2 separate regions of the Homo sapiens genome follow, and region 1 is linked to region 2. The links are chromatin contacts, found by Hi-C in ENCODE. All regions are on one chromosome and are shown on one strand. The core of a region is the stretch at or near the end of the contact, and the rest is flanking DNA. Distances in the headings are between cores, read along the strand shown. Region 1 overlaps CAV3 (caveolin 3). Region 2 overlaps LMCD1-AS1 (LMCD1 antisense RNA 1).

Region 1 (7,478 bases), core at 240-2,739, 300 kb before region 2:
GAAGATGGGGCCTGGTGGGAGGTGTTTGGGTCATGGGGGCGGACCCTTCACCATGGCTTGGTGCCCTCCCTGTGGTCATGAGTGAGTTCTTGCTCGTTAGTTCACATGAGACCTGGTTGTTTAAAAGAACCCGGCAGCTCTCTTGCTCCCTCTCTCGCCATGTGATATGCCAGCTCCCCCTTTGCCTTCTGCTATGATTGGAAGCTTCCTTAGGCCTCACCAGCTGCAGATGCCTGCACCATGCTTCTTATACAGCCTGTAGAACCATGAACCAAAATAAATCTCTTTTCTTTATAAATTACCCAGTCTCAGGTATTCCTTTATAGCAATGAAAAACAGACTGACACTCACCATCTATCCACTCATTCATCTATCCATCTATCCACCTATCTGCCTGCTCATCTATCATCCATCTATCCATCCATCCTTTCATCCATCCATCCATCCACCCACCCACACATCCAAATAAATACTGATTGATTACCCACTTTGCCCAGGCACACTACCTCTTGAGCAGTGCTTAGCACAATGCCTGGCTATTGTGATGGTAATATTGCTCAGTGATGGTAATTATTCCTTCAGGTGCTCTGAAGATTCCTCGAAAATACATCTGAGAAATTCTTTTGACATCCCGGATTATTCTCCAGCCTACTTAGTTATAAATGAGTCTGCGTGTGTCTCAGTCTGTGCTGATAAGACGGATGGAGTCCTCCTTTCCTTACAGTAGTAAGTACAGTACTTACAGTAATAATCCTACCGCCAATGGCTTCTGTATGTGTCTTTTAATTATCTTTCTTCTTCTTCTTCTTCTTTTTTTTTTTTTTGGTGTTTGCAGAAGCCATTGGTGCTAACATTTGAATTATTTCCAGGGATTGCCTTTGGGTGCTGTGTGTGGGGCAAGTGCTCTATTTTCTGTGAATCTCAGAAAACATGCTCTCAGAGGGCTGGGCTGGGCTTGGAGGAGGCAGCTGTTCCCCTAGCTCAGATTTGAGCATTGAGAGAGCTTTGGCCACAGCATGCTAGTTTGGGGAGATATTTATAAGGCCCGGCTCAGGCAGCTCTAGGCAGCTGTACCATGCAGCACAAGCATACGGTGACTTCATTTCTTAATTCCTTTCCAGAAGAGAGGAGATGGCTTTTTCTTGGAGGGTGGTGGGCTGAAAGCCTGCATCTGCGTGCTGAGGCTCAGGACACTGTGTGCAGTTGGAGAGAGGGGCTGGAGGGTGAGGAAGGGGGAACGATGGTGCACATTCTGTCGGTGTCCCCTTCTGTGGCATATTTATTTTTGGAACAGCAAGAGACCCAGTTGATTAATTGAAACCAGCCAGCGCAGTCCCCGCAGTCTCTGAGAGGGCGGGGAAGGTGTAGGATAGCAGGGCGGGGGATTGCTTGAGGATGCGGGGGAGGACAACAGTCACCCGGGGTCGAAAATACCTCCCCCAGAGTCCTGCATGACTCAGTCCGTAGGCATCCAGGACCTTGGACAATTCAAATAGGATATCTGTGGGTGGGGAAATAGCTCTTAGCAGGGTGGGGAGGTATATGGTCCCAGTATCCACTGGCCATTGAGTTACTGTATGATTTGGGGCATGGTACTTTCCCTCTCTGAGATCCTAGGTTTTTTGTTTGTTTGTTTTCTTTTTTCAACTCTACACAGAGACGATTGGGCCAAGATCTGTAATGACACGGAGTTAGCTTCAGAGTCAGAAAACCCAAGTGAGAGGCTTAGCTTTTGCCAGATCCCAGCTTCCTCCCCTATTACCTTGCTACTTAAAAGGCAGTTCACAATCAGTGTGTCCTGTCTCCCAACAAGGTAATTATAGAAGTTGAGAGTGCTTAGAAATATTCATAGAAATTTGATGCAGTAATTTTATGTTTATTGAATCTAACAATAAACATTGGTGCTTGTAACTGTACGGCTGTTTTCATTTCATTTTTCCAGTGATTAATTTTTGTTGCGTTTTGCAAAAGTATAGCTGTGCAGTGGATTAGAATAATAATATTAAAACTGGTCCTTCACTCAGTTTTAGAGGCACTGGCCTACAAAGTAGGAAGTAAAATGAGGTGATAGCTGCAAAAACTGTAAAAATGACAAAGCTCTGCATCTTTTGTTATAAAAGGTAGCAACAAAAGAATACAACTGTGTACAATCTGGGATAACCATGGTAACACCCACGATGTATATGGCCCTTTATGCATGTCAGTTTGGGGCCATGTATCTTACATGTGTTATTTCACATGGCACGTAAGGGACTGGCAGAGTGACGCTCAGGTCAGCCTGACAGCAGGGTGATTGAAGGGGCCAGATACCCCAGCAGGGCCTGAGGCCAGAACACAGCATAGGCTGGCTCTGATGGGTGGAGGAGGTGGCCAGGCATCATCTGGAGCTTGGAGTTGAGAACATCTGTGACTCCTCCTTCAGGAGGGTGCTCTAGGAGTTGAGAGCATCCTAGGTAGGACCATATATCTACCCCCATCCTAGTTCCCTCCAGCCTCTCTTTTCAGCTCCAGGTCTACCTTAAGGGACCTAGGACACCTGGGCTGGGGCATAACAGGACTTGGTTTTATGTAAAGGAGCTGGGAAGAGACTGAGATAACAGAGGGCTGCAAGGAGAGAGACAGAGAGAGAAGAACCTGCCAGAAGAAGCTCCTCAGCAATCCACTAAGCCCTGATCTTTGCCTCACTGCCTGTCCCTTCCCATCCGCTCTTCTGCTCTCTCAATCTCTGCCTTCAAGAAATTTGGTGCATATTGGAATAGGGAGGAATAGAAGTACCCTGGGTGGAGCTCTGGGCTTGGCTGTGCACGAGCTTTCAGTGGGTGGTTTGCTGGTCTCCAAAGATGACCCTCCATTAGTCATGCTTCTCGGTGTTTGTCCTCAGGTAGTCTCATCCCATCTTGAGTCTGGGCTTGCCCTGTGACTCACTTTAACCACAAGAATGTGGCAGAAAGGATGTTGTGCCAGTTCTAGAACTAAGCCTTCAGAAAGCCTAGCACCTTCTGCTTTTAGGAGCACTGAGCCCCCATGTTAGAAGTCCACTTTTATACTCTGCTCTGGAGACTAGCAGAATTAGAAATGCACTGCTGAATGCTGCTCGAGAGACTAATGGAGAGGCCATGTGAATAAGGAGGCCTGAAACTACATGGAGATAGAGGGCCAGCCACCCCAGCACCACAGCTCAGCTGTGCCTCCCAGCCATCTCTGCCAGTCCTCCAGGGCTATGAGTGAACCATCTTGGATGTTCTAGCTCGGTGGAGCCCCCAGGTGATTGCAGCCTCAGCCACCATCTGACTGTAGCTGCATGAGAGGCCCCCAGTGGGACCAGCAGGACTGCCAAGCTGAGCCCTGCCCACCCACAGAACTGTGAGAAATAAAAAAATGGTTGTTTCCTTAAGCCATTAAGTTTTGGAATGATTTGTTACTCACAATTGATAACTGATACAGTCTGTCTTTAGGGAAAACAAGGGATAACTCTGGGCTCCAGGTGTCTTCTATAGGATGAATGGGACTTGGTTGCTGACAAGCTGACAAGTTTGAGCGTGAAACTCTTTTTTTTTTTTTTTGGAGAAGGAATTTTGCTCTTGTTATCCAGGCTGGAATACAGTGGTGCGATCTCGGCTCATGGCAACCTCTGCCTCCTGGGTTCAAGCAATTCTCCTGCCTCAGCCTCCTGAGTAGCTGGGATTACAGGCACCCACCACTACACCTGGCTCTTTTTTTTTTTTGTATTTTTAGTAGAGACAGGTTTTCATCATGTTGGCCTGGTCAGGTTTTGAACTCCTGACCTCAGGTGATCCACCTGCCTTGGCCTCCTAAAATGCTGGGATTACAGGTGTGAGCCACCGTGCCTGGCCTGAGCATGAAACTTTTATGCTCAAACATTAAAGTGTAAACATTCACCAGCTCAGCTGAATAAGAACTTCTGGGGGCAAGGCCAAGGAATCTGCAGTTTAGTAAGTGCCCCCACCACTGGACCCTGGGAAAGTGGACTGCATTTTGAAAAACTCTAGATCAGTTGATACCCAGGAGTCCTCATAACACTAAGTTGTAATACCTCAGTGTGAATTAGTCTGATGCAGCTCTTCTTAGAGGTCATTGACAGAGGGCAAGACATTTCCAAAAGGAAGGAATTGCCAATATGGAATGACAGGTGGATTGGATGACCCTCTATTATTTAGTTTCAACCTGCCCTTCCTGCCTTCTCTCCCACAAATTCCCTTTCAGATCCTCTGTCCTAATCCTCTTCGATAGTTCATTATTCTTCTGCAGACAGAGCAGCGAAGTGTTATCTGTTGTACCCACTATGACTAGCTGATGGTGCATGGCTTCCATGGAGCAGTGCTGTGATCCATTAGTCATGGAGCAGTGCTGTGATCCATTGTCATGTCTGCCATGAACACTGGAAGGGGCAGTGGTAATGACAGCCTCTTACGTTTGCCAACTCTGCCCAACATTCTTCCCAGTGTTGGGAAAGCCTTTGCTTATTCCATTTCTTCTTGGAAAGCTTTGTTCCTCCATTTCACATTTTTAATTTTTCTCATTTTTATGATGCACCATGGATACCACCTGTCCATATAGCTGGCTTCTGATTTTTCCAGATGAAAGTAATTCTTCCTCTCCTAACCTCCCATGACACCTAACCTGGCACTCATTTACGGTGTTCAGCTCCTTCTCCTGTATGTTCTCATTGTTCTCCTCTCATCTTCTCCCCAGGAATGGATTCCCCGCCAAGGGAGGTACCAGGTCAGTTTCTTCTTTGTGCAACAGGGTGTCCCTGATGAGCACAAACCTGGAACAAGTGTTTGTAGGGCTGGTGGGCATCTGGTTCCTCTGGGTGTTGTGTAGCCTGAGCCGGGGGGCAAATGGGTGTTTGTTTTTCTGAAGAAGGCAGGCGTTCTGTGGCAGATGTGGGTGGAGGGGGTTGGGGAGTAGTATCATGGAGAGGCTGGGATCCTATCTATCTCCTTCCCCTGCTTGAAGGGCAACTTGGGAGAAGCTCAAGAGGGAGGAGTTGACTGCAGAAGCTGGGATACCTGCATAACTCTCAGGTTCAAGCATCACTGCTTTAGGGCCCTGGGGGCCTATGTGTGAGTCAAGAAAGGGAGATAGAGAGAGAAGAGAGAGAGAGGAGAGAGAGAGAGAGAGAAGACAGAGGAGAGAGAGAGAGAGAAGAAAGAGGAGAGAGAGAGAAGAGAGAGCAGAGAGAGAGAGCATGCTGTCAGTGAGGTGGCCCTAAGCCCTCTTGGAAATAACTTGGAGGCACTGTGGGGTGGCTCTGAGGTGCTGAGGTATACCTGTAGTGGGGCTAGGACCTTTCCAACCTGGGTCTGAAGGTTGAGGCAACCTTGGGTGTACCTGCTGGTGAGCTGAGAGCCCTGGGGACCTTTGGCAGACATTCCCACCCCTGCAGCCTGGAGGGTTTGCATGCAGTGAGGCTGTCCTGCTCATCACTACGTCCTCTGGGACAGCACATTGCCTGTGCTGAACAGGCATTCAGTTGCGATTTGTGGAATCAGTGTTGGTGAGGAGGGCAAGTGGCAACAGAAATGGGGGTGTGCTCCCCCCAGTTCCTCAGCTACAATCTCCATGACCTTCTACACTGCCCTGGGCCCAGTCCCGAGCCTTGGAGACCACAGCTGAAGTCTGTTGGAGTATACAGGGCTCTTCCTCTGTTCTTGGCTGCCTGGGTTTAAAGGCAGGGCCAAAAAGGGGTGCCTCCCCTCTACTGGGGGTCAAATCCATGGATGTAGTATGCCTATCTCCTACTCTTCATCCTTGGCTTTTTTAAATGTGAAACGGCCGTGACTGGTGGCACCAGGGACTTGGGACCAGAGAGGGCAAAGGATTTCCTCAGAGTCACACAGCAAGTTACTGTCAGGTCTTGGACCAGAACTTGAGTCTGTAGCCAGGTCCTATTCCAGCATTCTTTCCGTGTCACTCATCCTAGCCCATGAGAAACCTGCTACCACCTGTGAGGCCACCCTGCCACCTGCCACCTGGGGCACTGCCAGGGCCTCCTGCACCTTCCTCTCAGTCTCTGTCCAGTTTCTCCATCTCTCTCTGTCTCCCTCATTCCCTTTTCCTTCCCATCTCTCTTTTCCTCCATCGATGGCAAAACCCGGGCAGTTGAGAGGCTGAACAGTCTGGCTTCATCCCTCCTAGCCACAGTCCCCTCTCTCCTTCTTTCTTTTCTTTATTCTTTAACAGACTGTAACAGAGACCTGAAATCTACCTAAACCTGTTTGTGATCTATATCTGAGTCTGCTTTATGATCCTTGTTCTGCATTAACTTTTTTCATTTCTCACTCACTAAAAATAAAAGAAAGAAAAAGTCAAACAAATCCCTAAAGCAGAGAATGTCCAAAACATACCAAATAACCACCTCCTCTGGACAAAATTATTTGCGGCATCCTTTCTTAGCCTTTGCTATTTTTGCTAGGGCTCAGGGCCTCCAGGAGAGGACAGCTCTCAGCCCCAGGAGGGCTGCGTAAAGCCGCTGCACCTGTGCCGCCGCCCCCGCCGCTCCCTCTGCGTCATAATCCAGGCCTGCGGCTTGGAGCTGGCTCCCTCCTGGCTCAGAGGGATCCAAGGGCTCCCTCTGTACTTACCAGCCATTGTGGGTGCCCTTTAGAAACCATGTTCTCCCGTGGGATCCTCTTTCCCATCTCCCTGCAGCCCACCTGGGTGTACCAGATGGCTACCTGGGCATGACGCAGGCTCCTGGCTTAGCTCTCTTGCCCTCTAGACTGCAAGCTCTTTGAGACCCTTCTTTGACTCACACTGTCTCATCCTTGCTGGGTGCCAGGGACTGTGATAGACACTTTCAAACCCTTCATCTCATTCAATCCTCATGCTATATTTCTAACGCACAGTGCTGCTTTGAGATTCGTTTACCTGGTGGAGGTAAATTGGGAAATGATATTATTCCCACTTTACAGGGGAAACTGAGTCTCAGAAAACCTAGTTGGTTTGTCCAGTGTTATCATTTTTAGGTAAAATGGACTGGATTTGAAATCAAGTCTATTAAAGTCAAGTCCAGGACTATTCCTGCTAGATGACACTGATGGAAACCATAACTAATAATATTTTACAGGTACAATTTTATTTACATGTATATAGTGCTTTACAGTTTGTGAAATTTGTTTCCTAATTTTCCTCATTTCAGCTTTCACACTGTGCTATACTGTATACTCTATCTCCATCACTAACGATGTATAGAAATATAATATCCAGTATAAGAAGAGCTGTGGTGGAGGAATGCCCTGAGTGAAGCAGGGGGACAGAAGTGGGAGCAACTAATTGCCTGGAGGAGTCAGGGAAGGCTTTCTGGAGGAGGTTGCATTTGAGTTGGGCCTTGAAGGCTGAGTGAGGCATTCACCACCTGGAGAAGAGAGGACAGGCACTTCTGGCAATGGCACAGGAATGTACTCTGGTGGGTGGGCTGGCAGGTGGGAGCCAACCAGGCAGAAGAAGCAGGT
Region 2 (7,446 bases), core at 3,833-6,332:
ATTTTCTCTTAGTTACAGCATGTATGTAGCTTTCTGAGTTGGCGTGGGGCTTTCCTACTGCAAAACATTAGCGAAAAGCATTAATAGTAGGCTGGCAGTTTTCAGAAAAACTTATCAAATCCTTATGTTTAAATCATTAGGAGTCATTTTAGCCATTTGAGAATGTTCTTTGGGAATTTGCCATTTTTAAAATATTTTCTTTTTTAAGGATTTAAGAATCATAGTCCTAATACTAATAATTACATAGTATCTCCTTTTTTCCCCCTGGCTGCTAGGAAGCTCATAGTCAAATTTGATGCTACTCATAGATTCTAAGTCATCTCTACTATTATGCTTCATATTTCCTTTCTCACTTTTTCCTTTTCCTGAATTTTCTATTCCTATTAATCTTATTATACTCCTTATTGTAGGATCCCCCAAAGCTCTTCGGAGAAATAAATAGGGTATACATGTACAAAAAATTTTTAGTTAATTGTTGCTCCTGTGAGGCTGATACTATTCTGTCAGGCATCACAGCTGTGGCAATACCTGATTCTACTGTTTTGCCACTTCTAATCTTTGGGTTTAGCAGATGGACCAGGCCCAGGCAAATAACAGACACTCGTTCAGTGCTTGATTATGTTTACTTTGTTTTGTTCATCTTTGCTTCTCTGGATTGGAAAGGGTCATGAACTGAGATACTTAGTTAAATTTAAAATGAAGGAGGGGCACTTTACATAAGAATCATAAACTGGTGGCTTGGATGAGGGCTGTCACAGCCCGTGGAAGTGTTTCATTTGCCTTTTTGTTTGGTCTGTTCAGTGTTTTAAGTGGCGACATAGCAAAGCAGAATTTACACTTTTTTTTTCTGTATTTTTTCTTTAATTTTTTTATTATTATTATTTTTTATTATTATGATACTTTAAGTTTTAGGGTACATGTGCACAATGTGCAGGTTAGTTACATATGTATACATGTGCCATGCTGGTGCGCTGCACCCACTAACTCGTCATCTAGCATTAGGTATATCTCCCAATGCTATCCCTCCCCCATCTCCCCCCACCCCACAACAGTCCCCAGGGTGTGATGTTCCCCTTCCTGTGTCCATGTGTTCTCATTGTTCAATTCCCACCTATGAGTGAGAAAATGCGGTGTTTGGTTTTTTGTTCTTGCGATAGTTTACTGAGAATGATGATTTCCAATTTCATCCACATCCCTACAAAGGACATGAACTCATCATACACTTAATCGTAAAACAAACACTGTAAGCCTATCACCTTTCACTCCTTTGGATTTGACATTCGGTGTTACTTCCTTGCCCTTGTCATTGTTTGCATTTGAGACACTTGCTTTGTGGTTATTAACCCATTTCACTAGTAGGTAATAAATGTATACCTCTAATTTAGAAATAGGTTCTGAATTAAAGGAAATGTCCAATATCGAAGAAATTCCAGATCCACCCTGAGTACCTATTTTGCTTTCTCTTTGTAAGCTCTGACATTAGATTTTTAATGGAATACTGTCTAGTGCTGAAAGTCTAACTTTGAATGCATTAACCTCTGCAGATGCATTACACCTTGACTTCTAAAAAGAGGCAACTTTCTAAGAGTGTATTTCAAGTGCCTTTAATATCCGAGACATAAAATGGCATCATATGTGTGTATGTGTTTGCATGTGCTTACTGTGTGTTGGGGAAGTGGACTGAATGTTCTCTAAGCCCTTCCAGTGCTGGGGAGTTCCCATGAGACCCTGAAACAGCCTCTGTAGCTCTCTGGGCCTCAGTTTTTTTTTTCTGAGAGACTTTGACAGCACGGATTCCAAGTCTTTGCCAGTTATGAACTTTTGTAGAACTGTCATTGCCTTGGAATTTAATTAATCTTCAAAAAGGTATGGTCTATCAGGACAGTGAAAAGACAACGGGATAAAATATTTACAAATATTTTACCTATCTAAAATATTTTATTTTAAATAGATGATTTAAAGTAAAATATTTTATTTTAAATAGATGATTTAAAGTTAAAATAGTTTATTTTAAATAGATTATTTAAAGTTAAAATATTTTATTTTAAATAGATTATTTGAAGTTAAAATATTTTATTTTAAATAGATTATTTGAAGTTAAAATATTTTCTTTTAAATAGATTATTTAAAAATATTTTCTTTTAAATAGATTATTTAAAAATATTTTCTTTTAAATAGATTATTTAAAAATATTTTCTTTTAAATAGATTATTTAAAAATATTTTCTTTTAAATAGATTATTTAAAAATATTTTATTTTAAATAGATTATTTAAAAATATTTTATTTTAAATAGATTATTTAAAATTATGTAAATATTTATAAAATATGTATAAATCACATATCTGATAAGGGGTTAGTATCAGGGATATATAACTAACTTACAACTCAACAACAAAAAAGACAAATTACCCAATTAAAAAATGGTCAAAGTTCCTGAATAGATATTTCTCCGTAGCAGATCCACAAATGGCCGGTAAGGGTGTGAACAGATTCCCAATGTTATTAGTCACTGAGGAAATAAAAATCAAAACTGCAATGAGATGATACTTCACACTCACTGGGATGGTCATAATAAAAAAAGGAAAATCACAAGTGATGGTGAGTATGTGGAGAAATTGGAACCCTAATACATTGCTGACTAAAATGTAAAATGGTATAGCCTGCTGTGGAAAACAATTTGACAATTCCTCAATAAGTTAAACACAAACTTATTATGTGACCTAGTGATTTCACTCCTAAGCGTATACCCCCAAGAATTGATAACAGATGTTCAAACAAAAACTTGCACACTATTGTTTATGGCAGCACTATTAACAGTAGTCAAGAGGTGGAAATAACCTACATCTATCAGCTGATGAATGGATAAACAAAAGGTGATCTAGAATAAATCACTGGTTCATTCTACAACATGGATGAACCTTGAAAACATTTTGCTAAGTGAAAGAAGCCATATGCCAAAGGCCATATATTGTATGATTTCATTTATGTGGAATATCCAGAAAAGACAAATTAATAGAGAGAAAAATCAGATTAGTGGTCGCCAGAGACTGAGGGGAAGCAGGAATGGGGAGTGGCTACTGAATGAGTATGGAGTCTCCTTTTGGGGAGATAAACAATTCTGGGACTAGACAGTAGTGATGGTGGCTCCGCATTGTGTATGTATTAAATGCCCACTGAATTGTCTACTTTAAAATGGTTAAAATGGTAAATTTTATGTTATGTGTATTTTACCACATGCATACACAAACCTTTCCCAGGTTACAATAAGGCATGGCCATTTTTGTTTCAATAGGATTTGTATAGATTCTTTAGATATGGGTGTATTTTTAAAACTATATAGACTATTATGAGTTTAACACCACAACTGCCCATAGTGTGATCTGTGGATCAGCAGCATTTCCATCAGCTGGGAGCTTGTTAGAAATATAAGTTCTTGGATCCCTCCCCAAACCTAGTGAGTCAGATTTTCTGGAGGTGGGCTCAGCGATCTCTGCTTTAACAAGCTCTCCAGGCACTTCCTATGCACACCAATGCCAAGTTTGAGGAGTATTTCTTTACGATTCACTAGGCCATTGGTTCTCAGCTTTTAGTGTGAGTAAGAATCAACTGGAGAGTTTGTTACACAGGCAGGTTCTTGAGTCCAGAGACTATGATTCCTTACATGTGGATGATGTTCAGAAACCTGCATTTCAACAGGCATCAAATGCAGGTGGTCCAAGGACCAATTTCTAAAATGCAGAAATAATGAAGAAAATTGATTTTTCAAACTTTATTGTGCATGAGTGTAAACTGGAAAGTTTGCTAAAATTGCAAGTTTCTGGGACCTGCCTCCAGATGTTCTGATTCAATAGGTCTAAGATGAAGACTGAAAACTCACCTTTTTAACCAATCACCTCAGTTAATTCTGAGGTCAAGAGACCACGTTTTAAAAACCACTGCCCCAGACATGAAGCTCCCTGAGGACAGAGGACAGCTTTCAAGTGATCTTGCTAGGCTAGAGCTATGGCTTCAATCTAATAAAATGGAATTCACTGGAATGGTTTGCATGTTCAGGACTTGAGCCCAGATCATCAATTACATCAGTAAAAAATCCAGGAGATGTGACTTACCTGCCATTCACGTAAAAGATACAAAGCAAAAAGAATCCCTCTGTGGTTGTATTCAGTGTTATATACTGAGGAAGCTAAGACAGACTTAGGCTTACTTAATAGAAGTGTTGTATCTAAATAGTTGGCATTCAAACTGTACACAGAATATCTTTAATTCTAGATGTTACACACTGGAGCGGAAAGTGAAACTAACATTTATTGAGGCGACTACACATTTATCTTATTTATTAAACTATTTTATTCCATTGAATGCTCATCCTATTACATAATCTTTAAAAGATTATACCCATTTTAAAGGTAAGCAAAATTGAGGCTGCCATGAAGGAGAAGTAGCTTGCCCACTGATTTTCTACTTTTCTCCAGAGTACCTTGACATCTCTTTTGCCACCAGCACTGATAGCCTCTGTGCTGGGAGATGCTCAGTACAGTCAAAGGGGATTGGTTCCAGGGCCATTGCGGATACCAAAAACTGCTCCTGCTCAAGTCCTTTATGTAAAATAGCATATTTGCCTGTAACCTATGTACTTTAGATTACTTATAATACCTAATACAATGTAAATGCTACGTAGTTAGTTTATATTTTATTTATTTAATGTACTTTACAATTCGTATTATTTGTACATTTTTTGGAGAATATTTTTCATTTGGTTGAATCCGCAGATGTGGAACTCGCACATATAGAGTGCTATAATCCCACTCTAGCAAAGTGTCCCAATGCCCCACTGTAAGCCCTGTCATATTGGGAGGTCATCCTTTGTAACATGGGAACGAAGCTGCACAGCTTCTGAGTTCAACATTTCCTCGTGGAACGATTCCAGCCCAGCGCTGGGATGACATACTGTTTGCTTTGCGTCTCTGGTATGTGCCTGGTGAAATATTTACCAACTGGTCCGCTCTGTCCACAGAGCGGCCGTGAGACTGTCTGTGTTTGCTCCAGTCAGCTTCCTGGCTCAGCCTGTTTCCTTGGCAACGGCCTTTCCTGTCAGCAGCCTTGAAGGAAGGTATAAAAGAGCACACTGTTAGGAATTGCTGTCTGGGGCCCAGCGGGGTTAGGTTTGCCTCCTGGATCCTTAACAAGGAAAGAGGAGTAAGTTCTTCTCTTAAGCATTGCCACTTGCTTTTCCTGTGTCCTGAAAACTATCTTTTCAGCTTTGTGTGTTACATCAGCCAGGAAGGTTACACTATGTGATCTGGTGGGAGTTGGGGACGTGGGGGGGATGGAGGAGGAGGCATTTCCCCACAAAGGACTGTAATTGAATCCTGTGATGGTTTTGTAGTGTAATAATCTGATTTTGATTTGTCAATTATTTTCTCTTCTCTTAAATAGCTCTCCCACATTTTCCTTCTCTGCTTTATTCAGACCTAAACATTCCTGACTTAGGAAGCTTAATGTCCCCCAGAGTGCCTTCCCCGACCACTGCTTTACCCCACCAACCTGAAGCCACTGAAGGTGTTCCTAAACCTTCAGCGGACTGAATTGCTCCTTTGCTCTGGAATTTCTGGTGACTCCCTGTTGCTACCAGATGAGCCCCAAGACCCCTATGATGGAATCCGATGTTCTCATGCTTGAATGAGCCCAGCACTGCCCAGTGGAGGTGATTGTAAGCCATATATGTCATCTTAAATTTTCTAGCAGCCACACTAACAAAGTCAAAACAAATGAGTGAAGTTAATTTTAATAATATATTTTATTTAGCTCAGTATAACCCAAATATTATCATTTCAACAGCCAAACAATGTAAAAATATTAATGAGGTATTTTACTTTATTTGCTCCCACTGAGTCTTCAAAATCGGTGTGTATTTTACACCCACAGCACATCTCAGTTCAGACCAGCACATCGCAAGTGCTCAGGGGCCTGTGGCTCTGTATCTAGCCCCTGCCTACCCTTCCTGCCTCTTCCTGCTCCACCTTCCCAAACCCTACAAGTTTCCCAGTCCCTCACATGCATGAAAACTTTTGCCATCCTGTGACCTTCTCCTGCCCTTTTGCTCCATGCTGTGCTCTTGCACTTCTCATTCCTGTTGCCTGGCTGCCCTTCTGTACTTGAACTTCTATTCATCTTTTAAACCCATGTTTAACGTCTTCTTTTTCCTTCCCTGTTTTATCTGTCCAGTAGCACCTTGTGTGTATCTCAGATATAACACTAAGTGTGTTGTATTCTGATTATTCGCTTAGAGGTCTCCTCTACCACAGGGAGCAGTTGTAAAGGCAAGGGCATGTTTTGGTCACGTTTGTGGCTCCTGGTAAATATTTGAATGAATGCATGAATGAGGGAATGAGGACATGGAAAACTGCTTTGGTGCTGATGTTAGGATGTTCCAGTTTCTCTTCTGCTGTATGAGGAGCAATGCTTCATTCCAAACTACTGTTGTCCCTGTACTTTTGGTGTTTCACTGGGAGAGTTTGAGCTTAGCTGAGCTTTCTACATCTCTTCATGTGCTGTTTTTCTTTTTTCTACCTACATTCTCACTCACTTTCTGTATCAGACAACATATACACTCAGATCTTTATCCAATGCCCAATGACATTGAGAAGCTAAATAGGTTGATTTAAAACCACACAAAACACTCCCCCTCGGACTCCCCCAAATGAAGTGCAACCTATACAATAAACGTCAAAAGTGAAAAAACAAACCCAAACCAAAACCTTCTGCTGTTTCTGGCAATCCAGGTTACTGTTCTCCACTACTGGCTATTATAATTTGCTGCTGTAAAATCAAGGAGTAATTATATTAGAATAATGGAGTTTAATGAACTAAAGAAATGCCCTGGTCTGCCTTGGAACCTGTGGCTGTGGTGTTTCTGTAATGGTGGTAGCGGGTCATGTCCCTGGGATAGATGTCATGGTATAGATGAAAGAGCCCAGGTGGAAAGTCAGAGAGTCCTGGCTGCAATCCTAGTTCAGCCCCTTCCTAGCTGTGTGGACTTGAGGAGGTAACAACCTCTTGGGCCCTCAGTGCTCCCACCTGTGAAATGGGGATAGTGGTGGTCCTGCCCTGCCGGGCATGTTCTGAGAATTAACTAAGATGCTGTGTGTTTGAGATGCAGGCGCCAGGACACCAGAGATGTGGCGTCTCCTTTGGTGACAGTTATAAAAGTCAGTCCTGCTTTACCTAGAGTGATCTGCATGCCACATTCCTTAGCTTTAAGACTTTTCCAGGGCTGAGTCCAGGAATTCTTTGGGATCAAGATTCCTTGGCTTCATTTCTCCGTTTCTAACGGGTTTTGTGTTTGGTGACATCTAGTGGTTGAATGAGGTTGTTGTCAAAGCTGAGTGCAAGGCCTCAAGTTTTCCCTCCCTTCTTCTCCACCTTCCCCAACCCCGGGGTCGCAT

The links. Hi-C counts contacts between places; a loop is a spot of excess contacts on that map. Pooled maps may share reads with other maps.
Region 1: a loop to region 2 is called in a map of PC-3, with 15 times the contacts of the local background. The contact joins two enhancer-like sites. A Hi-C loop is called at or near these places in 4 of 168 maps with a recorded cell type or tissue (MCF 10A, PC-3, PC-9 and 1 more) and 2 of 50 pooled maps.

Annotation. Positions count from the first base shown.
Region 1 is chr3:8,735,707-8,743,184 of GRCh38, reverse strand. The region is part of intron 1 of CAV3 (caveolin 3); the gene reads right to left. It also overlaps a transcript of OXTR not described here. Among named protein-coding and RNA genes, the nearest start is that of CAV3, 5.6 kb to the right of the region's middle. Within about 2 kb of position 1,489, at least 5 of the 41 ENCODE cell types and tissues checked have a DNase peak (open chromatin) inside an H3K27ac peak, as active enhancers do; they include PC-3 and PC-9, where a contact is called at or near this core.
Region 2 is chr3:8,442,112-8,449,557 of GRCh38, reverse strand. All of the region lies in intron 3 of LMCD1-AS1 (LMCD1 antisense RNA 1), which reads left to right. Among named protein-coding and RNA genes, the nearest start is that of LMCD1-AS1, 56 kb to the left of the region's middle. Within about 2 kb of position 5,082, at least 31 of the 41 ENCODE cell types and tissues checked have a DNase peak (open chromatin) inside an H3K27ac peak, as active enhancers do; they include PC-3 and PC-9, where a contact is called at or near this core.